3 separate regions of the Homo sapiens genome follow, and all the other regions are linked to region 1. Evidence: chromatin loops called from intact Hi-C (ENCODE). Cell type or tissue: PC-9. All regions are shown on one strand.

Evidence for each region. A loop is a pair of places that touch in the nucleus more often than their neighbours do. Peaks named below come from ENCODE experiments on the same cell type or tissue, not always from the same donor. Only the 100,000 strongest peaks of a DNase experiment are listed, where the experiment ranks them.
Region 2: a loop joins it to region 1, with 2.7 times the contacts of the local background. A loop is called at or near these places in 3 of 110 quality-filtered maps.
Region 3: a loop joins it to region 1, with 11 times the contacts of the local background. A loop is called at or near these places in 2 of 110 quality-filtered maps.

The regions. Positions count from the first base shown.
Region 1 is chr12:102,560,387-102,568,386 of GRCh38, forward strand. All of the region lies in intron 11 of LINC02456 (long intergenic non-protein coding RNA 2456), which reads left to right. Among named protein-coding and RNA genes, the nearest start is that of IGF1, 84 kb to the left of the region's middle. In PC-9, no CTCF peak of the experiment used is centred here; DNase peaks (open chromatin) are centred at 2,775, 3,835, 7,025 and 7,395; H3K4me3 peaks cover 2,662 bases; H3K27ac peaks cover 6,752 bases.
Region 2 is chr12:102,627,297-102,635,296 of GRCh38, forward strand. All of the region lies in intron 11 of LINC02456 (long intergenic non-protein coding RNA 2456), which reads left to right. Among named protein-coding and RNA genes, the nearest start is that of IGF1, 150 kb to the left of the region's middle. In PC-9, no CTCF peak of the experiment used is centred here; a DNase peak (open chromatin) is centred at 4,195.
Region 3 is chr12:102,686,023-102,694,022 of GRCh38, forward strand. LINC02456 (long intergenic non-protein coding RNA 2456) reads left to right here. Exons shown (of 13, transcript XR_007063427.1): 12 at 4,084-4,181. Among named protein-coding and RNA genes, the nearest start is that of LINC00485, 130 kb to the right of the region's middle. In PC-9, no CTCF peak of the experiment used is centred here; DNase peaks (open chromatin) are centred at 4,519 and 6,349; H3K27ac peaks cover 1,595 bases.

The sequences.
Region 1 (8,000 bases):
CGGCTAGGATAAAAGCAGGCAGAGGAACGTGGAAAAACTAGACTGGCTGAGTCTTCTGGCCTCCATCTTTCTCCCGTGCTGGAGGCTTCCTGTTCTCAAACGTTGGACTCCCAAGTTCTTTAGCTTTTTTATTCTTGGACTTTTGACCACAGACCAAAGGCTGCACTGTCAGCTTCCCTACTTTTGAGGTTTTGGGACTCGGACTGGCTTCCTTGCTCTTCAGCTTGCAGATAGCCTATTGTGGCACTTCACCTTGTGATCATGTGAGTCAGTACTCCTTAATAAACTCACTTTCATATATACGTCCATCCTATTAGTTCTGTCCCTCTAGAGAACCCTGACTAATACACCATTTCATACTGTAAGACAGGAATCAGGTTCTTTTTTTTTTTTTTTTTTTTTTGAGACGGAGTCTCGCTCTGTCGCCCAGGCCGGACTGCAGACTGCAGTGGCGCAGTCTCGGCTCACTGCAAGCTCCGCTTCCCGGGTTCACGCCATTCTCCTGCCTCAGCCTCCCGAGTAGCTGGGACTACAGGCGCCCGCCACCGTGCCTGGCTAATTTTTTTTTGTATTTTTAGTAGAGACGGGGTTTCACCTTGTTAGCCAGGATGGTCTCGATCTCCTGACCTCATGATCCACCCGCCTCGGCCTCCCAAAGTGCTGGGATTACAGGCGTGAGCCACCGCGCCCTGCCTGGAATCAGGTTCTTAATCAGCCATCTGTTTCCAAATATCCCAAACCTGTGGGTTTCAAAATATTAACTGCTCTGAGAACCCAAGTCATGACTGTGGTATTCAGGTAGAACCCAGACACACGCAGCCCAGGAATCTATCTAAAACACTTCCTGTGAATGGTTCCAATTCTTTAACAAAGATTTAATTGAGAATGAGTGGAATGAAGATCACAACTAGTTTAATGATCACACAAACACAATCATATGTGACCTGGGAAACTATATGGCACATAGTAATGTCTAATTGCTTCTCACTAAGCATTTGCTAAAACCCCTTGACGAGTTGTGGTTAGGGAATTATCTTTGTTCAGATCTGTTTTCGATTTAAAAAAAAAAACAAAAAACTATCCACTGGGATCTTATGTTCTTAAAACCTCTGAATTTTTTTTTTTTTTTTTTTTGACAGAGTCTCTCTCTGTTGCCCAGGCTGGAGTGCAATGGCATGATTTTGGCTCACTGCAACCTCCATCTCCCGGGTTCAAGTGATTCTCCTGCCTCAGCCTCCCGAGTAGCTGGGATTACAGGTATGCGCCATCATGCCTGGCTAATTTTTGTAGAGACGGGGTTTCACTGTGTTGGCCAGGCTGGTCTTGAACTCCTGACCCCAGGTGATCTGCCCACCTCGGCCTCCCAAAGTGCTGGGATTACAGGCATGAGCCACTGCACCTGGCCAAATCTCTGATATTTTCACACAAAAGTCTTCTCTCTGGGTACTAAGATCCTTATTAAAAAGAAGCTTCATTCTCTTTGTCTGTACTTGCTCAAGGTCCATATTTAGATTCGAAATGCAGCCTTTGCTATCTACATTTAAAGGTTGCAATTCTGAATTCTCTAGAGCCTGTGCTTCTACCTTCCCTGCACCACCATAGCAGGAAATAGGCATGGCAGGTAAAGAAAATGAGCAAGGAGACAGATTTGATTTCCAACAGCCTCTCCGGTAAGATGGCTAGATTTAGGAGGGGAAAAAAGTACAAAATTTCCAGTTAAATTTAAATTTTGGAGAAACAATGATTTTTTAAACTAAAAGTATATTGCCTGTGCAATATTTGGGACATACTCCCACTAAAAAAAATCCATTGTTTATTTGAAATTCAAATTCAACTGTATCCCGTATTTCATCTGGCAACTCTACTCTGAAGTTGTATTCTCAGACCCAGACACACTTCGCACGCATACTAAACATGTGCAAATATTTTCACTTCCACAAGGAAATGCCCTCACTCCCACTTTTCCTAAAGCAAAAATGCCCTCTTTGCTCTTGGTCTGCCTTTAACTTCTCTACATTAAACATGGGTCCATAAAATAGTTATTTTCCTCTGATCTGTAGGGTTAGAAAACAGTATCCCAATTAAATGATACTTGGCATCTGGCACCAGACCTGGATTTTAGGGAGTTAGGGGTGCTGGGTTCTGTAGGAAACCAGGTGACGCGCACTCCATCTGAAGGAGGACAAGGTTCACTAGTCAGCGCTCCACTGTCGCCATTTGGGAATGCAGCTTCGGTACTTTGGAAGAGTCCAAAAAAAAAAGCCAAGATATCCTGATTTTATGTGAAAAAACTGCAGACATTTAATCATTGATAACTAGTGCAACTGTTAATCGAAACAAATGCAAGCACACTAAAACAAGCAAACATGCACACACAATGTCTGGGGGCCTCTTCTCAGGGTATCCGACTTGCTGTTGCTGGAGTCCTGCACTTTGGGGCAGAAAGGGAAGGAGAGACCTCTGAAAGAGGCAAATTTGGAAGTTTCTGATAAAAATGGCTCCCTAGGTGGACAGAAACACAGGTGCCATTGTTGTAGCAAGATAATTATTTCCCATTTCATTCCTTCTTCCTGGGTTTCCTCCTCTGCAGTTCCCCAACTTAGCAGGCAGCAGGAGCCTGCTTCCTTGGTCTCAGGCAGGTATGTGGCAAGGAATGAAGGATATAAACAATTGTCTTTCCTGGCTTTTGTTTTCAAAATTCCATGCCACTGAGGGTATTTTCTAGGTGCTCTAGTCTAGAGAGTTTGAGGAGAGAGAGGATAGCCCTGAGGAAAAGGTAAACAGTGGGAGGAAGATTCTCCCAAGCTAAAAAAAGAAATCTCAGACAGTAGGAAGGGGGCAGAGGTTTGTGGTTTCTGGGAGCAGTGGACAAGGTTCCTACATCGTCACTCCCTGGCAGTGCTCCAAGGAGGTGGCTGATCTCAGAGGGGACAGTGGCAGAGGCCACAAATAAACACTGGGCTCCCCAGAGTCACTTTGCAGTCCCACGATCTGAAGGGACCACCAGAAGAGAAAACAGAACTAATGCATCTCTACAGTGCTTGGTGGATAAGGGGGACTCCCTGTTTCAGGGTCCTACAGAAGACCCCGGATCTATCTAATGCCAGGCATGAGAGGAGGCCCCAAATGACCATTGTAGAACACATGAACTGCGCAGTGTAAGGGGAACTTAGATTTGAAATTCACTGATTTTGAAAACACAAAGGAATATGCACAGACTGTTGGGGCTCAAAATATAACACCTCAAAATGAAGGCCTCAGCAGCAGCCTCAGAAGCAAACGTTTCTCTGTCACTTTCTCCTGCCCTCCTGCCCCTCAGTCTACCCTGAGGCTTGCTGTAGACATTAGAATCCTTCTTCCCCAAAGTGGGTTGTAGAAAACAGAACCCATTTGTCAGTTTTGGCTTTTGTTGCCATTGCTTTTGGAGAACACTTGGACACAGGAAGGGGAACATCACACACCGGGGCCTGTTGTGGGGTGGGGAGAGGGGGGAGGGACAGCATTAGGAGATATACCTAATGTAAACGACAAGTTAATGGGTACAGCACACCAACATGGCACATGTATACATATGTAACAAACCTGCACGTTGTGCACATGTACCCTAGAACTTAAAGTATAATAATAAAAAAAAAGAAAACAGACCCCCTTTTCACCAAAGCCGGCCATAAAACCTGAAAATAGTACTCTAACCCCTTCCCTCCTTTCTGTGTAAAAACTAGACTTAAATAAATTATCTGACCTGCTTGATTGCAGGTCATAAGATCCTCATTCCAGAGAAGGTCCTGCCCCACACCCAGAAGGAAGGAACGCTGCTCAGAGAGGCCAAGAAGAATCTAGACAGACAGTCCTTGCTGGTTTTCGCCACTTAGTCTAGTAGCATTAGGTCATAGCCTTTCTGTTCCATCCTCTTTCTACACAGCTGTCCATACTTCCTTAACCTACACATAAAATGGATAGTTCCCCCTATATCCTTAGGTCTTCATGCTGAAGTTCCCCACGTCATATAAAACTATGATTTAATAAACCTGTATGCTTTTCCCCCTATTAATCTGCCTTTGATCAGTTGATTTTCAGCAAACCCTCAGTGAAGGGGAAGTTTTTCCTTTGAGTCGACAAAAAAAAAAAAAAAAAAGGGAATGTCCACCTGACTATATACATTGAAGTTCTTTGTTGCCACCCCTTGAGAATTCCTGTACCAATGTATAATGTACAAATAACATGATTTATTCCTACTCTGGTGGCAGCAGCACAAAGATGGACTAGTTAGACATTTCCCCTCGTTCCATGGAATGAGCATATTTGGTCAAGCCTGGGTTTTTTCACAGACTAAGAGATAGAAACTCTTGAATTACTTGCAATAATAAAAGCCTGTGTCTTTGCCTAGAAAATCCTAAATAACCACTACCAGACAGCTCTTCACCTAGATTACTACTTGTTAAAATTCTGACCTGAGATGGATGTTCCCCATATCCCTAGGTAGTGTTAGCTATATTTAGTATGTGCCTATAGTATAGCATTTACAATTAGTCCTCATAACAAAGGTACTGATATAATAATTATAGTTATTGCTATATTATATAATAATAATGTTTATTATTCCACAAACAAGGGACTAAGACATAAAGAGGTTAAATGACTCCTCCAAGGTCTCACAGTCAGTAAGTTCTAGAGCTAAGACTCAAACCTTCTTCAGTCTTCTAGAGGAAGTCTGGCTCCAGGATCTGAGCTTCTAACCAGCTCCCCCATCATCTGCATCCAGGCCTTTTCATGGGCTCTTCCTGCTGACTGGATGTTCCGGCCTTGACCCGGTCAGTCCTCCCATTCTATGTTCTTAAGGATCATGTACCTTTCCTTTATGACATTTACTGTAATTTGTAAGGATTTTATTATTTTGTCTCCCTAGATAGATTGTGGATGCATACAGAGATACTGTGAAGGCTTTGCATGCTGGGGCCAAGACAACTAGCCATCTCTGCAAGCCCATTCTCCTCTTTGTGGGGAGACACAAGGTGACAGAATTATGCTAGACGCATGCTGCCTAGCTACCTCTACTTCTTAGCCTCCCTTGCAGCTATGTGTGGCCATGTGATTAAATTTTGGCGTATCAAATGTGGCACAAATGCTGGGTGCCACTTCTATTTCTCCTTTCTATTGTTGACAGCTGGAGCCAACTATGACTCAGTGCCCCCCATATAGAGGCTGGATGACAAAGCTGCAGGAGATGGCAGAGGGTGAGGGATGTAGGCCCACGGGACCAAGTGAGGTAGAGCTACCCACCAACCTGAACACTTACCTCAAATTATTACATGAAGAAGTCATTTACTTCAGTCTTTAAACCACTGGATTATTTTGGTTCCTTTGTTACAGCAGCCTAACCTTACCCAAACTCACCACTACGTTTCTGGAACCTAACAGAGTTATCTAGTACAGAGCAGGGGCTCGTCATATATTTGCTAAGTAACCAACTGAACAGTTACTTACAGAAATGTCTTCCCAACTAGTGTGTGCACAGAACTCCTTATAAGTTGGGACTGTATCTTCTACTTGTTTTCTTCTGCATCAAGCACAGCATTGAACACATAGCACGAGGCCAAAGGATGAATGAAGAAATGATAAAAAGAGAAACGCTGGGCATGTACATGGCCACGTTTCTACATCTTTTTACATTTTGCCTGCTACAGAAATGCTTTTCAAATAGTTATAATACATTCTTATATAAACAGCAATTCAACCGGAAGTTCGGATATGAGGTATTTTTATGTAAGTTAATTATTGTATCAAAATAATTGGAGAAAAGGTAGAGCAATGTGTGATGTTTAATAGACTTGGAGTTAGGGAATCTGGCTTCTAGTTTCAGTTCTAGTTCTAGTCATGTCTGTGATCTTGGACAAATCACCTAAATTCTCTAGGTACCAGTATACACATCTGTTAAATGAAAGGAATAAAAACGTTTCCTGTAAGGTTTCCTGGCCAGGCGTGGTGGCTCACGCCTGTAATCCCAGCACTTTGGGAGGCTGAGTGGGGGTGGATCACAAGGTCACGAGATCGAGACCATCCTGGACAACATGGTAAAACCCCATCTCTACTAAAACTACAAAAATTAGCTGGGCTTGTTGGTACATGCCTGTAGTCCCAGCTACTCTGGAGGCTGAGGCAGGAGAATCCCTTGAACCCGGGAGGTGGAGGTTGCAGTGAGCTGAGATTGCACCACTGCACTCCAGCCTGGTGACAGAGTGAGACTCCATCTCAAAAAATAAAAATAAAAATAAAGGTTCCTTCCAGCTCTAAAACTTCATAATTCTACATACTATGCTTTTTTTCCTGGCAATGTATTTTTATTCCTTATAGTTCCTCACTCCTTTTCTTAAACATGACCATCCTCTTCCTGTGTCTTCACATAGCCTTTTCCCTGTGTGTGTGCGCACCTCTGGTATCTCTGTTTGTGTGTCCAAATTTTCTCTTCTTATAAGGACACCAGTTAGATTAGATTAGATCCCATCCTAATGGCCTCATTTTTATTTTAATCACTTATTTAAAGGCCAAAATACAGTTACATTGGGAGGGATTAGGGGTTAGGGCTTCAACATATAAATTTTGGGAAGACACAATTTAGCTCATAACATTCAGGTCATAACAGCAGTCTAGGAAGGTGGAGCTCTAAAGCTCAGTCATTGGCTGGAAGCTGGTGTGCTCATCTTATTAGAACTTGTAACCCGGGAAGGTCAGGGTCAATGATTTCAAGTCTCCTCTTTGGATTGGCAGGAAGTGGGATGTGAGCACAGGATGGGGCTCCGATGTGGTTTCTGGGGGTGGGTGGTGGGGATGGGGCACCAGGGCACTGTGTAAGAGAGATGGGACCCTGACCAGACTCCTTGCTGTAATTGCCTGTTTCTGTGTCTGCATCCCCTCTAGACTGTTATTTTCTGGAAGGGCAGGGACCATTTCTATCTTGTTGATCTTCAAATTCCCCAGTGCCTGGTGCATAGCTGGCATATTTGTGGAATGAATGATTCACTTTTGCAGTCTCTTCCCTGTGTGAAAGTTATTTTATGTATCAGGAAAGCAAATTCTTTTTGCATCTAGAAACTTTCAGCCTCCTCCTGTCTTGATCTTAAAGAGTTTTTGTCTTATTTTTTCCCTTTGGAAATGCTTGATGCTCACCGATATAGGGACCATTTACTGAAGGTTTATCACACACCAGGCACAGTGCTCAGAGCCTCATGAGTCTCTCACTTAATCCTCATGACAGCCCTGCCAGGTGGGTGTTCCTTGATTCATTTTACAGGTGCAAAATCCACTATTCAGGGAGGTGAGCTCCCTTCCCCAGGTCACACAGCTGGTAAGGGATTACCGGACTGGGTTTGAAACACAGGTCTGTCTGGTTGTAAAACACAGGCCCTTAACTACCTACACTTACAGGTTCACAAACGGCATTCCTGCCTCAGATTTGACAATGCCTACAGTTCTTCAGAATCATTTCCAAGAACAGCCAGGTCTCCTAACTACTCGGATCAAGTGACCCTGGAAAAATTCAAGACTTGACTCTTGAATGAACCAAGAGACAATATGCATACCAGAGCCAGATAATAGTAACACTTTTTATTTTTCATAAAAGTCTTTCTGAAGAACCCATGATGCTAGGAAGAAAATCTTCAAATTGCTCCAGGCTTAGTCTTCCCTTCTATTTCTTTCAGCATTTGGTACTCTATGGGGATTGGATAGGGTGTCTAGGTCCACATATTAAGATGAAAAAAAATCACAAAAGGAGACTGGTTTGTATTTTGTCAACTCAACTTGAACTATGATATTTTTTCTCTTGTTTTTCTTTTCTTTTTTTTTTTTCCTTTTTAAAGCCAATTTGACTTATTGTCTTAGTATTGTGTAGACACAGCCCTGGTGATACCTTGTGATGAGTTTGAGATTCTTCAAGATCCAAACACAATGAGGGTGACTTAAGGACAGAGTTTCAGCTTTGCTTCTGACTCTTCTTGGTTTTG
Region 2 (8,000 bases), 67 kb after region 1:
ACTCTGATCTTCTGTTTAGCTGGCTCTGCATGTTAAAATATTTCTCTATTACAATTCCCCTGTCTTGATAAATTGGCAGTTTCTGGGCAGTGGACAATATGAATCTATAGGTCAAGAGAACCCTGACTAATACAGTCAGTTACATGAATTGGCATGACTGTGTGCTGATAAAACTTAATACATACTGAAATCTGAATTTCATATAACTTTCATGTTCCTGAAAATTTTTTTTTACTATTTTTCAACCTTTTAAAAATGCAGTGACTATTTTTAGCTCTAGAATCTGTACAATTGTTAGAATATGTAGTTAGGCAGACATAGGCAGGGCAGGAAAGGGCCTCCTCTCTACCAAGAATGTCAGGGGACAATCAGGTGATTGTCAGGCAGTTGTTAAACTGTCTCTCTAAAATAATAATTGGTCACAGCTGGTGCCAGGGATAGGCAGTCTCCCAACATGTAGAAAACATCTGAAACTGATGATCAGCAGTTTCCCAATAAGATCTCAGGAGTTGGGCAAGTGGGCCCAAACATGTATACTTAGAGACAAAATGGCAGAATTTAACTGGTATATGACTTTCTTCTAGGAATGCTCAATTGGTAAGGGAAAAATGTCTCAAATGAGCATGAGCACAACATCAGTAAACCCACTGTGCATGCAGCCTTTCCCAGGTGCTGGCAGGCCACTGTGCATGCAGGCAACCCATCCCAAGGCAAGAATCAAGGGAGAAGAGATGCAAGACCCTGGAAGCACGCTAACATATAAAACCCCAAGTCAAAGGTCAAACAAGGCACTTGGATCTCTCAAGTTGCACTCTTGGCCCTCTTTATGTTACTTCTTTTCATTCCTGCTCTCAAGCTTTTTAACAAACGTTCACTCCTGCTCTAAAACTTACCTTGGTCTCTCCCTCTGCATTTCACTCCTCTATTAAATTCTTTCTTCTGAGGAGGCAAAGATCAAGTTGCTGCAGACCCATATAGATTCACTGCTGCTAACAAAATCACAGGCAACTAACTGATTTGGCCTTTGGGGCACAGCTTGTTAGTTCCTATTCTAGAGAGTGAGGGTGTCCTCCTCCTATTCAAGGCCAATCCTTTCACTCTATCCCATGATCCTACTTCCTGCTCCTTTGAGGCCTCACTCATTCTATGTATATCTTTTCTTTCCTTTCCTTTTTCTTCCTGTCTTCCTTACTACAGTCTTCTCAGAGTATAAACATGTTCAAACCTATCTCATTATAAATTAAAGCTTTCTTGGCCCTTGTGATATATAATTTTATGTACCAACTTGGCTGGGCTATGATGCCCAATTGTTTGGTAAAAACACTAGCCTAAATGTTGCTGTGAAGATATTTTTCAGATGGCATCAACATTTAAATCAGTAGACTTTAAGTAAAAGATATTACCCTCCATAAGATGAGTGGGCATCATTTAATTAGTTGAAGGTCTTAAAAGCAAAGACACACTTTGTGAAAAACAATGAATTCTCCTCAAGTGTGCAACATAGAAACCTTGCCTGTGCTTCCATTTTGCTGCTCTGTGGGATTCTGACTGAAGACTGAAACATCAACTCTTACCTGAATTTTCAGCCTCCTGGCCTCCTCTATACATTTTGTACTTGTCAGCCCTCATAATCACATGAGACAATGAAATCAGTATTTCTCCCCAGTACCCCATGTAGATAGATAGATAGAGATAGAGATACATAGATATATGTAAATTCTATTATTCTATTTCTCTGTAGAACCCTGACTAAAACAGCAGCATATTATTCTTTTAGCTACTTCTTACCCTCTGTCTCCCCTTTTCATCTAAATTTGGAAGAACAATGTTGAGAACCAGGACTTGCATTTGGAGACCTGCTGGCTAAGTCTAGCCTCAGATTTACTGTTTGATCAGCACAGTGTTTTGGATCAGATTAGTTAAAAAACAAGATTGGAATTGAATGACATCACTTAGAAATTGGAAGATTTTATTTAAGAATCCAGATTTCTACTTTTCTTAGAATTGTGATATTCAGGCTGGGTCCATATTCTTAAGTAGAGCTGATTAGCTGTTGTTGATCAGCAACTGTCCTCTTTAAGTTAGATAAATGCTCTCCACTCTGCCACAGTTCCCGCCACTTCCTATTATCACCATCATGATTCATTCTTATGCTTGACCTTTGGCTTTCTCAACAGTTGGCTTCCAAGATGCACTTTATCATGGTCTTTACTATGGCCAACTAGCCTGAGTTAAGCTGGCTTCTGTCTAGCTCTCCTACCCTATCTCCTGACACCCTTCTCTTTGCTAACAGTTTCCAGCCATACTGACTTCTTTATTAGGAATATATAGATGCTCATTCCTGCTTCAGAGTCTTCACATTTACTATTTTCTCTTGGCCTATAATATGCTTTCCCAAAGTATTCACATGGCTGACTTCTTATTAAGGAATTCATTGAAATGTCATCTCCTCAGAGAAATCTTTCCTTACTCCCCCTCATTCACTTGGAATTTGCTCTTTGCTTCATTTCCCTCTTATTTTCTTCATTTTTAAAGAATTCTGAAACTACAGTTTTTCTTACTTTTTCTGTCTCCTCTCACATCACTACTGAAAACTCAAGTGCCTATTATAGTACCTGGACCATGTAGGCCTGGACACATATTATTTATTGAAGTTAATTTATCCATTTACCCCACCTATCTGGCCCCTGTATTTGAATATCTGACCCCTAGTCTTTACTCACTGCCACTACCTCCTCACCTCCCATGTGTTCCTTAACTCACCTCACTTTTGTTTCTAGCCCCACAATTTGAGCTCTTGCTAAGGTCATCCATAACCTCCAACTTGCCGCATCTCTCAGTCTTTTTTTTAAATTTGGACTTTTTGGTGCAACTTGACCCTCTCTTGGTTTGTTTTACTTCCTTTTCCTCCTTTTTGTGGTTTTCCTCATATTCTATTCTCCGTGTACCACTCTTGCTACTCTGCACATTCTCACTGAATAATCTTGTCTAATTCTTGTAGTTTCAATATGCAAAAATGCAATATCTCTGCTTGAGTGTCCTGCAATCACCTCAACCTAGACTGAATTCATTACCTGTCTTAAATTGGTTTTCCTGGATAACAGACACTTAAAAGAAGATATGCATGCTGGGAGTTTTTTGCGAAGTGCTATTAGCAGCAGAACTCATGAGAGGGAGTGAAGGAAGCAGGATAGGGCAGGAGAATTTGATGTCATGAAGATCTCACGTTGGAGATCAAATACTCTTTATGCTTCCTGATAGTGCTGGCTAAGGCTCTGTGGGCAGGAAAGGTAAACCCATCACTGGAATATGTGTCCATTCTAGTGAAAATGAATTGTTTTCCTAATTAGCATGAAAAGAGTTCAATTCAGTTGACTTGCCACCAAGTGACTGGTTATGATCCTTATGGGATTGTTTCATATTGGGTTTTCAGTGTTGCGTCTCTGTTGTTGGAAGAGGGGATATTTGGCAATGATGGTAGCTAGAGTAGCGAAAAGAATGAGGACCCATCCTGTTAGCCCATGCATAGCTTCTATACTCCCCACCATGGCTACTCTATTCAAATGCCTATTGTGCCATCACCAGATTAACAAATCACTGATGTCAACTGGCTGAATTATTCTGTGTACTTGATTATTTATGATTCTTCCATTTTAGACACTCATTTGTGGGCCTTAATACATCATTATTCACACTTTGTGCTCACTCTCATAGACCAATCCATATACCTTTTCTCCAGATCCTCTTGCTTATGATATTCCAGATTTTCTTCCAGGCCTTGAGCCAATCAACTGAGCCATTCACCACTGCCTGTGAATCCATAAGTAATCTTTTCTGAAGCCACCTCTCTTTCCACATCAAGCGGATAATCTTAAGCTTAAGCTCTACTCATTGGGGGGATTTTTTTTTTCTCACCACCATCTTTTAGAGATACCTCTGAGTAGAGCTACATTGCAGCAGCAATCATTTTTGGCTTGTACCTATAGACTGAGTTAACCCATCTGTGCTCCTAGTTTGGCATTTTTCTTCCTCCATTACTTGGTCAAAAGGAGCTCTCATGAAGGCGTAGGTGTGAGTTGAAGGAAAGACACCAGGGCAGTTGCTGATGGCCATTCCTACAGACAGTCTTTGTTATTAGCCATCAGCAGTCACACGCCCAGCAACTAGGGAAATAAGAGTCTAAATCTTGGGCAGTGAGTCATAGCATTCCTTATACCATCATCCCACTGAATCTGCTTCTCCTGCATTGCATTTCTTTTGATAGCACCACCACCCATTATTCAATGAGGTTGTAAGTGTGTAAATTATTCCTGACTCCTTCTTCTTCATAACCTTTACTTCCTCACCCTAGATGACTAGTTATTGATTGCTACATGTCTAAACATTTCTAGACTCTGTCCCCTGCTCCTCATCTCTGGTTTAAGCAGTGGAAATAGGAATGACCAAATCTAAATTTCAGAAAAATCACTTCAGTCTCAGCATGGAAAATGGATTGATGGAGGCAGGACTGGCAATAGGAAAAATTTAGGAGGTTAATACAAAGAGATTTATAGTAGAAACTTGAAGTTTGTTTTAGATTGGAATGTAGAGAAGTGGCTAAATTCTAGAAATATTAATAAGGCAGACCTGACAACTTGGGAATGAATGGCAGAGAAATGCAGAATGACTTCTAGGTATTAACCTAAACAAGATGGAGAAGAAAAATAACATTTATTGAATCCTATGCTCTGTGCTAATTATTTATATCTGTGATCATGTGGAGCCCAGAAGGCCTCTATTTTCTCTTTTACTTATATTAGGACTTAACTGATTTGCCCTTTTCTATAATTTAAATGTATCTCCCAAAAAGCGTGTGTTGGAAACTTAATTCTCAATGCAAGAGTATTGGAAGGTAGAGCCCAATGAGGATGATTAGGCCATGAGGGTGGAATTAATGGATTAATGTCATGATTGCAGAAGTGAGTTTGTTATAAAAGGGGAAATTCGGCCCCTTTTTACTTTCTCTCTTTCTCCTTCCATTTCTCCCTCCCTCCCTCCCCCCTTACTTTTTGAGACCTTTGCCATGGGATGACTTGGAAAGAAGGCCCTCACCAGATGCTGACCTCTCGATCTTGGACTTCCCATTCTCCAGAACTGAACAATAAATTTCTTTTCATTATTTGTTACCCAGTCTCACATATTCTGTTATAGCCACACCAAACAAACAAAGACAGCCTCGTATCTCTACATCTAGTTGTCTTTATCTGGGAAAAAAATAAGTCCAACTTAGCTGTGAAGAAGTTATCAATCTGCTGGGTGCGGTGGCTCATGCCTGTAACCCCAGCACTTTGGGAGGCTGAGGTGGGTGAATCACCTGAGGTCAGGAGTTCAAGACCAGCCTGACCAACATAGTAAAACCCTATCTCTACTAAAAATACAAAAATTAGCCAGGCGTGGCGGAACGCACCTGTAATCCCAGCTACTCAGAAGACTGAGGCAGGAGAATCGCTTGAACCCAGGAGGTGGAGGTTGTAGTGAGCCGAGATCGTGGCCACTGCACTCCAGCCTGGGCATCAGAGCAAGACTCCATCTAAATAAATAAATAAATAAATAAGATGTTATTAATCTTATAGATAGCATTTTGTAGTCATAACAGATTTTGACTTTTATCATTTATCTCTGTATCTGTAGAGTCTAATGAGTACCTGGCACACAGTAGGCATGCAACAATTATTTGCTGAATTGAATTAAACCTTTTTGAATTAAATAAGTTTTAAATTAAACTATCAAATAACTATTTGCTAACTGAAACCATGGGCCTCCATAACCCACACATAGGCTCTTAGGAAGTAGAGTGGGGCAAAGTGGCCAAGGTAGCATTTGGTTCATAGCCATCTCCACCTCCCACCATGTTTTCTGGGTTGGAATAAACTATTAAAGTCTAAGATGAAATCTTAATAATGGCAAGACTATCACTCGGATTGCATGGAAATCAGCCTGGATAATTCATCTATGTGGAGGACATGGTCAGGACAGGCAAAGAGAAACAGGATTCAGTTCCAACATTTCCTAGTAATCTTCCTTAACAGCAATGCTTTATAGAGCCATGAAATGTTAGAACTGGAAAAGACCTCAGAGACCATAAAATCCAACCTCTTCCTTTTACAAATGAGGACAGTGAGGCCTGGTAGAGCTAAGAAAAGTTACCCAATGTTTCACAGTTAATCAGTGAAAGAGTGGGACCCAGAAGCCAGTGCTCTGTGTTCTGAACCAGGTCAAGTCAGGAAGCATAATTTGGATGACTAATATATTTCAGGTAATTTGCTAATTTCTGGTGCTGCAGAAATCAGTCCCCTGGACATTAGTTCCCTATCTGATGGGAGACAGACACAAAATCATATTTTATCACCATGAATTAAATGGCATGATATAAATATAATGCAATCATAGCTAATTGCTACCATTTGTTGAGAACTCACAGAACATTTTACTGATTACTTTCTGTGACTTAGTTCATTCAATCTTTTCATGAACTGCTTTATCTATTAATTCCTTTTCAACTCCAAGCAGTGAATAAAATTGGAAATACACACTGAGAAAATTTCTTCAAACCAAAATCTATGTTTAAGTTGTTCCCCTTCATCCAAAGTCTGAAGACATTCACCACCCAGATTGTGGGTGAGCACCAGACCCTACTCAACTATGATTGGGGGCATAAAGGATTAATAAACAGCTCTGGGAACCTTACAGGAACCAGTGCTAGTGGAAAGCTCTGTGATAATCTTAGTAGATGGAAATAAAGCTTGCCATGTTTATGATTTCTTTGGGGATTATATAGGAGCGTTATAAGACCCATAAGGTCATATTTAAAGCTGGTGAAAGGCCTTTTAAGGTTTACAAGGCACACACTGGAATATTGGTTGGAGTTTCTGACAGTTAAGTTTCTGAACACTGCTTTTACTGCTTCATAGGGACTGACTGCTGAAAACCTATTACAACATCAATTTACATTTTGACAGTTCCCTAAATACATCATACCCATGTCCTAAAATGTTTTACAGAAAGGCTGGGCAATTGGCTGTTAAAATCAAAGAACTTCAATGAAAACAGAATTAAAAAGCCAAGATTTACTTTGAGATTTTTACTGATCCAGATGGGAAAAATGTAGTCCCTGTATCCTCAATCATTCCGGTGAGCTGATGTCATCTGAACCAAGAAAAGCTCAAGAGGTTGCTACATAACAGTTTGCATATTTTTAGTGCTTCTCTCCCTAAAATTTTTGATACCAACAAAACTAGTTTATTGTGTAATTAGAGAATAAAAGCAGAGTATTTAGGAACTCTTACAGTAACCTCCCTACATTGTCTTCATTTGCTCATTTGTTATTGAGCATTTATTATCTGCTAAACATTGTTCTAGGCCCTGGAAAATTAGTGGAAAAAAAAATAAAGTCCCTGACTTCAGAGAGTTTATGTTCTAATTATGAAGATGAGCGAATGTAGAAAATAAATAAATAAAATTATTTTGTTACTGAGTAATGAATAAGGTAAAACAGAATCATGAAGGAGAGAGTAAGTTAGTGTGTATGTGTATGGGGCAGATGGGAGGGGTGTGGTATTTTAGCTAAGATAATTAGGGCAGACCTCTCAGTAATTGACATCCTAATGAAGAGAAGGCCTCAACTCTCCAGAGATCTGGGACAGAGCAGCCTCAGCAGAAGGAACAAGTGCAAAGTGCAAAGACAAGAAGGAGGACAGCATTCTTTGACATTTAATTTCATGGTGTTGGATTCTTTTTCCACAATAAATATTTTGAAGGCCTAAAAATTTACTTTGGCATAAATGTGATATTCAGAAAGAACTCACACGTAAACATAAAGAAGACCAGAGTAGCTGGGGTATAGAGATAGAGGTTGGTGGAGGTGAAACTGGAGTACAATGAGGAGAGAGGCAGTCAAGACCTAGATCATATAAGGTCTTGAAGACTATCTAAAAGTTTTGGATTTCATTTTAATTTCACTG
Region 3 (8,000 bases), 130 kb after region 1:
AGTCATTTAATTGTGCGACTGCCAAGCCACAGAGCCAAGCTCACCAAGAAAGCCTTCTTTCCTCCCAACCTTACGTAAAGCCTAATACCCAACTATAACAGTATGAACCCTCCAACATAAATGAAGACTAAAAGGGAGGAGAATGGGGTCTTTACGTCAATGAAAATTCACCTGGTGGTTGGAAAGTCAGAACCCGTTTTCTCAAGCTACTTACCCCCTATTCAAACTCTCAGTGAATACTATAAAGAAGCAGTATCAAAAAGAGGTATTCATTGAATCCCAGGAAAATTCCTCCTCCTACCACCACTGCCCTTTCCCCTATGAAGTTGAAGGTCTGAGGTCAGTCTTAGAGGAAATAAGAATCAGGTTTGGCAAGGACCCTTAAAGGACAAATGGAATGAGGTTATTCTAACTATGTGAGTCCAGTACTAGTGGAGCCTTGTCCTGCTGTTGGCCAAATGCTCAAGATACGGTCCTTAAGCTATTTAGACTCATTCATTTATTCAAAAAATATTGAGCACCTATCAGCTAATAGGCTCTGTGTCAGGCACAGGGCTCTATGACGGGATGGCACTTATATTTTAGGCAGCTAAAATACACTAAACAGATACATACAACTATTGCTAGGGCGAAAGAACTATGAAAGAAACACACAAAACTCTGGGAATTTCTTCCTATCACATCTATGGCAGACCTGTTAGTCAACCATTACACCCTTTCCCACATTCCTCTCAGCGAAAACCAATTGGCAAAAAGTTGAAGTCTACCTGCTATCACCAAACCTGGGTTTTCAGATAAGGACACTGACACTCCTAAACAGGACATATCTATGTCATACCTGCTTAGTCACCATATCAGAGTTGGAAAACAGCTTAGAGATCTGCTTTGCTGAAGCCCCTTGTTTCGCAGTGACCCACAATGGGGAAGTAACCTGCCCCAATATCTCAGGATGTCACCAGAGGCAAAGGCCTGGTTAGAACTCATGTCTCATAACTTTAATTCTAGGACCTTTGCCTGTTATCTTCAGTGGAGACTAACATTTTTGTCTTATCCTACCCAATCATCTCCATCCACTTACTGTGCTTTCATAACTTGAAGAACCTTGTGAGGGAGGAAAGTTTACAAAGGTCAGGAGTTAAGTAGTTTTTGTAGTTGGCAAGATGTATCAATGAGTGGTAGATTATGAATGCTTAAACAGGAAAAGCATATCAGAGCCTGGCAACTGAACAGAGATTAGGATCTTTCTTTCTTAATTGTCAGAATTTCAGAATGTGGAAAAATCATCCTCCTGTTGAGTCTTCAAGTCATCTTTTCAGGGGTAGGGATTTTGGAAAATATAGAAGGGGCAAGAGGGGAGGGAGACAGAGAGGCAGGAATTGGATTTTTAAAATATATTTGTGATCTGTTCTTGCACTGACTACCTACCTAATGCAAATGCTGAGAATGGTCCAGTATGTGCCAAACTGATGATGCTGTTTTTTTGCATCTCATAGCAGTTTGCCAGAGGAAGTCAACTATAAACAGGTTTTTAGGCTGGCAATCCAAGACTCCTTACAGGATTGACTCAGCAGTTATTTTGTCCAAGGTACATAGAACAGATTTACTAAGTCTGGGTCATTCTGATAAATTCTTGAAAACAGGGACCTAGACAGCAAGGGGAGAACATCAAAGATCTCCTGGGGCCGTAACCATAGTTGGCAACTGGCCTGTGTCCTCACTTCACTCCAGTCCTGGGGCCTACAGCAAAAGGAAACTCACAAGGCAGAAGTCCTCCTTTGCCCTCCTTAAGCCATCTGCTTTGATATGGCTCCCCTGAAGAATCAGAGCTTCTAGATTTCAAAAAATCTCACCAGATCATCTATTCCAGCCCTTACTTCATGGAGGTAAATTAAAATTGTCATTAACAGAACCATAGTACAGGCTTTCATGTGGAAAGAAGAAGGGTTAGAGCACTGAGTGAGCAGAGGGGTCCACCAAAGACCTCTGGGAACAGAAAGTAAGTGATTCCCTGGCTTAGATAGGAAAAAAACAGGACATAAGAAAATAGTAGTACTCAAACTTTGGCATGCACCAGAATCACCGACAGGGCTTTTAAAACACAAATCCCTGGACCTCACCCCCAGAACCTCTAATTCTTGTGGGTCTGGGACACTGGAACTCGCATTTCTTTATTTATTTATTTTTTTTTTTTGAGATGGAGTCTCACTCTGTCACCCAGGCTGGAGTGCAGTAGCACTATCTCAGTTCACTGCAACCTCTGCCTCCGGGGTTCAAGCAATTCTCCTGCCTCAGCCTCCTGAGTAGCTGGGATTACAGGTGTGCACCACCACACCTGGCTAATTTTTGTATTTTTAGTAGAGGTGAGGTTTCACCATGTTAGTCAGGCCGGTCTTGAACTCTTGACCTCGTGATCTGCCTGCCTCGGCCTCCCAAAGTGTTGGGATTACAGGCGTGAGCCACTGCGCCCAGCCTAGAATTTGCATTTCTAACAAGTTCCCAGGTGATGCCAATGCTTCTGGTACAGAAACCACACTTTGAAAACTTCTGTATTAGATAAAAAGAGAACAAAGAGGAAGGCAACTGTATGAAGCCACTCAATTCCCTTATCCTCTAAAGGCTTCATGGAGGGAGTTGATGAGTAGATATTTTCCCTAGTTAGGTAGATGGATGCAGTCTTTTCTTTCCATTAAGTGTCATATTTGAACTTAGTGAGGGTGCTGTGCAAGGGAGGGCTATGCCAGCTGGCATAGTTCACAAAACATAATTTCCTGTGGAAATTCAGTAAAAAATCACAAAGAGGTGAAGTCAGATGCTACCCAAGGGTCACAAGGTTGAGCCCTGGAGGGAGTGAGGGACTGGCTTGGGTCTGGTGACTTGCGGTGGGGTTGGGGTGGTAAACGGGAGACAGAAGAAGATCCAGTTCTCCTGTTTGCCATTGCTCATCACTAAGTATATTACAGGCTGTAAATTACAAGTAACCTCATTTTTCCAATTATATTAACTTTTATTCATATTTAGGGGATACTGCAATGTGGGAGAAAGGGCCCTGGACAGGGAGCTGGCAAGTCGCAATCCTGGCTCCACCCCAGTTAGTATTGTGATAATTAGTGTTCCTCTCTGCATCCGAGCTTCTTTATTAGTAAACTGAAATAAAAATGTTTCTAAACACTCCTTGAGGGTCCAATGAGATAAAGTATAAAGGCACTTTGCAGAAATATAAGGTACTATAGAAGTGGAAGAAATACCTTTTTACTCACTCACTCATTCACTCACTCACTCATTCATTTGACAAAATTGTATTAGGAATCAATCATGTGCTGTACTCTGACAACATCATGAGGAACAAAAGAAACAAGGTTCTTGCCTCATTAGGGGGAAAAGAGGAAATAATAGGCTTTCTTCTCAATCTTCTCCCCTAACCTTGCTACTACGGAGAATACTTTTAGTGGGACCACAGCAGAGAGTTAACAGACACACCTTTAGAGTTTTCCTGGGAGAGGGTCTTCAGGTGCCCTTGCATGCCCTCTCCAGACTACTACATATTCTCATCTCTAAGCAGAAAGAGACAGATGAGGGAGAAGAGGTACTGAGCCAGTGAGGTGGGGAGTGTGGAAAAGGCCTCACAGTAGAGTCACTGGGTCCCAATCCTAGCACTCAATGGGTGGCTTTGGATGAGTTATTTAACACCTCCATGGCCCAATTTTTATCTATTATATGGACATAAGTCATGGCTAAGATTCAGCAGTACTGGTTGGTGAAACATTGAAATACTTCTGTCCCAGCTGGTAAAAGTTACTGCCACTCAAGTATCTCCTATTCCTGCTACTCTGGGCACTCATGCCCTACCCTGTCCTGGGAACTTTCCACAGTCCAGCAAATAAGAAGTAATGCCCGTCACAGTGGGTGAATCCACTCTGCTTCAGTAAAACTTCTGTAGTTTCTGGGTGGCTGATGACCGTGTCGAATGTGTTGTTAAATATTTTGACTATCACTTGTCTATACAACTTTTTTGAGGATCTCATTACAATCTCAATAAGCAAATGTCTTTTTGTGTGCTCAATACAGTCTTGTTTCCTCCTCCAGGCAAAAATGGACTGTTTGGTGTTGGAGGCTGAGCAGAGGTGGGCAAAAAGGAACAGAAGGAGAGTAACTGGTGAAGAAGGAGCAAAGAGTGAGGCACAGTAAGTTGGTCGTGGCGAGGGGGCGGGGGGCGGGGGTGGGGGGTGCGGGCAGATTCTCTCTGGACCTGGGATGCGCTTAGCAAGTCCCTTCTTGGAGTCCAGAGAGAAAGTAAGAGCTCAGGGCATGTCAAAGGGCTTGCAGTTCTTTGAATGGAACACAAAGTGTTATTGTTACATAGTAACAGCTCTTGCTCACATCGACAATTTATTCCATTCTAATTCTAATCTCTTCTTCACAGGGGAGACAAAAGTCTGCACATTTCTCCCTTGCACAGCCCTGCAACTTGCTACTGGGAGAATGGTTTCCTTGTTTCCCTGAGACTCACATTTGCACTTTCTTGGCAAACCTGCTGAGAGGTATCAGAGTCACTGGACACACCCCAGAACATTGATATGTTTGGAATTTAATCAGAAGCCCCACAAAAATGGGACTATTTACCTTACTCCTGGAAACACCCATTTGAAAAATATTTAAAAGCTATCAAAATACAAATTATTAGGACTCTGCCCTTCACAACGAGCTTTTTAGGATTTATGTATTTTGATATGTGCCTCATTCTTCCCAAGAAACGAGGTCAGGCATTTCCCTGATTCTGACATTTTAGTGCAGTGACTAGTAAAAAGATGGATAGGGTCCAACCCTGTTTTTCCATACTTCTTTACCTTGTTCTTTGGTGTCTGTTTTCTTGCAGGAGGGGCCTGGAAAAGCCTCTCCCAGCAATCTCAGGTGGCATGGTCTTACTGCCTGGAATTGCCAACCTTGGAGTTCCAACTCTGCATCTTTGAAGTCTGGCTGGGAGTAGTCACCAATCTGAAAGTCAAGGCCCACAGGATCCTGAGAGTCCAGGAGTCCAGAAAGAGACAGACAGGCAGATAGATAGAGAGAGAGAGAGAGAGAGAGAGAGAGAGAGAGAGAGAGAGAGAGAGACAGACAGGCAGACACACACACACACACACACACACACACACACACACACACACACACACACACAGAATCAACTATGCTGCTGCTTACCAGCCTTTTACTTCCTTACTTGTTACTCTTATTGTGTCCTCTGACACCAGCCTAGGGGTTGTTTTAAAGCTTCTCCATGATTCTCAAATCTTCAGACTCACCCTCCCCACCTAGTTCTCTAAAATGCCACCAGCTCCCCCTCTGCATTGGAAACATCCATCTTCCCTGCTCACTATTCCCCTCCGTCTCAAAATGTTCCTTTGTTCTTCACTCACTTCCTTTCCTTTGGCATCTGGGGAAGGTTTGTTCTCCTTTTCAAATTGAAGGCCCTGACCTGGGCTCATGATCAAATATCACTCAGTGATCTCCTCTTGAGTAATTTCAGTCTCACCCTTTCTGTAAGAAGGACCCTCAGTCTTTCCCACACAATGCCCTCTCAATGTGCACCCTACCTTTCTTTTCCTTCCTTTTAGAATTGTTAAATTAGCAGCCTGCACTGACTAGCTCCTCTTTCTCACCTCATCTCTTTCCAATCTGCAGATTGCAATTCTGATTGGGATCTTACTTCTGGTCAAATTGCAATATTGAAACATAATTGGTGGTGTAATGATTTTACCATTGATGACTCTCAAACCATCCAAGTCAGTTTTTTCTTTCTTTCTCAGTCTTATTCTCACCCTTCCCTCACTACAGGGCATAGGACACTGCTGACATCCCCTTGCTTCTTGAAATGAATGCTTTCTGCTACACTACAGTAGTAGTTCTCTTTCAACCAGGGATAGTTTTTCTCAAGTTTCCTAAATGATGCCTCCTTGGCATTCCTGAGATTCTTCTCCTCTCCTCCCTTTTTTGCCTTTACTCCACTCTCCCCTCCCCTTGTCTCATGCACTGCCATGGTTTTGGTGACTACCCCTTACCTCTACAGAAATGACTCCCAAATCCTTGCCTCCAGAGGTCTCTTGCCTCCTGGATCATAGTCCCTCAATTCTACCTGCTGGATTTTTCCTTTGGTATACTGCTGGCATCTTAACCCAGAGTGTTCAATACCCAAATCATTCCCCTCTTCTTGAAACAGACTCAGCCTTTTCAGCCTCTTTACTTTTGTAAATGGTATAAACGTTACCTGAGTCAGGCAAACTAAAAATATTTGCTTCTGCATTGCATCACTCTATTTATTTAACTCACTTTTTCTGTTTGGTTGTTTTCTGCACTGGCTCTTGGCTCTACTCCCTGCTTTCCACTGCAGTTGCTCTCACCTGAATGCATAGTTTATCTTTCTGCTTGGATGCTTGCACTAGCCTGTTTGGTGACTGTTTCCTTGATTTTGTTTTCTCCTTTTCCAATTATCTAACACACTCAGACAAACTGATCTTCTTTGAAAAATTTTTTCTGAGACAGAGTCTCGCTCTGTCACCCAGGCTGGAGTGCAGTGGCGCAATCTTGGCTCACTGCAACTTCTGCCAGGTTCAAGCAATTCTCCTGCCTCAGCCTCCCAATTAGCTGGGATTACAGGCACCCGCCACCATGCCCGGCTAATTTTTTATATTTTTAGTAAAGATGGGGCTTCATTATGTTGGCCAGGCTGGTCTCGAACTCCTGACCTCAAATGATCCACCCACTTCAGCAAATTGATCTTCTTAAAGCCTGATGAGTCTTTGCTGGTCTCACCTCTCTGCTAAATTAAGCTAACCTTTAAAATGGCATTTAAGGTCTTAAAGATCTTTCAAGGCTCAATTCTCAGGACTTCCCTAAAATTAATCTATTTTCTAATCAAATGTGATGGCTCAAAATTTCCCAGTAATTTCCAATTTCTGCCCCTTTGTTTATATTCTTTCCTTTACCTAGCTCCCCCAAGAGCACTTTTGCTCAAATGCAGTGGAATCAATTCCTTCTCTGAAACCCTATAAAACTTAGTTTGTGCCTGCTTTTTTACCCTGATCATTGTCTGCTTAATATTGCATATTTTGGTAGCCTAATTATCCTACTTCTATCTCTTCCAGTTTATAAAATATTTGAAGGGAAAGAGTGTACTGTAGGCTTTCTTAGAATCTTGCATGGCATCCGAGGCAGTATCTTTTGCATTGTAGGCTCCAATATATATTTGTTGAATGCTAAATAAACTAATCATATTTTTAGAAACTTTATATTCAGTTTCTTGTTTTGGAAAATATTTAAATTTTTAATTTTATTTATTTTTTATTTTAATTAATGACTGGAAAATACTAGTAACTATTCACCTCACATAAACATTCTCAAAACAAACTCATTTCTCCCAAAGATGACTACATTCATCAACATTTAGAGATAATTCTTCAGAAGCAAGATGGTGGACTGGAGGGCTCCACTAATTGTCCCTCCAACAAGGACACCAATTTAAGAACTATCTATACACACACAAAAGCACCTTCATAAGCTCCAATAATCATGTGAGCACTCACAGTACCTGGTTTTAACTTTGTATCACTGAAAGAGGCACAGAAGAGGCAGGAGAAACAGTCCTGAATCACCAATGCCACCCCTCCTTAAACCACTTGCAGTGGTGGCATGGTGTGAAGCATTTCTATGCTCTGGGGAAAGGAAGAGTGGAGTAATTATGAGACATTGACTCAGTGCTGCCTTGTTCAAGTAGAAGGTAAAAAACAGGCCAAACTCACATGACACCCAGCCATGGAGGGGGCATTTAAACCAGCCCAAGACTGAGAGTAATTGCCAATCCCAGCATGGGAACATAAGTTCCCATAAGCCTTGCCACTGTGGGCTAAAGTGCTCTGGGGCCTCAAATAAATTTCAAAGGCAGCCTGGGCCACAAGAACTGCAACTGCTAGGTGAGTCCTAATGCTGAAATGGGCCCAGAGCCAGCGCGC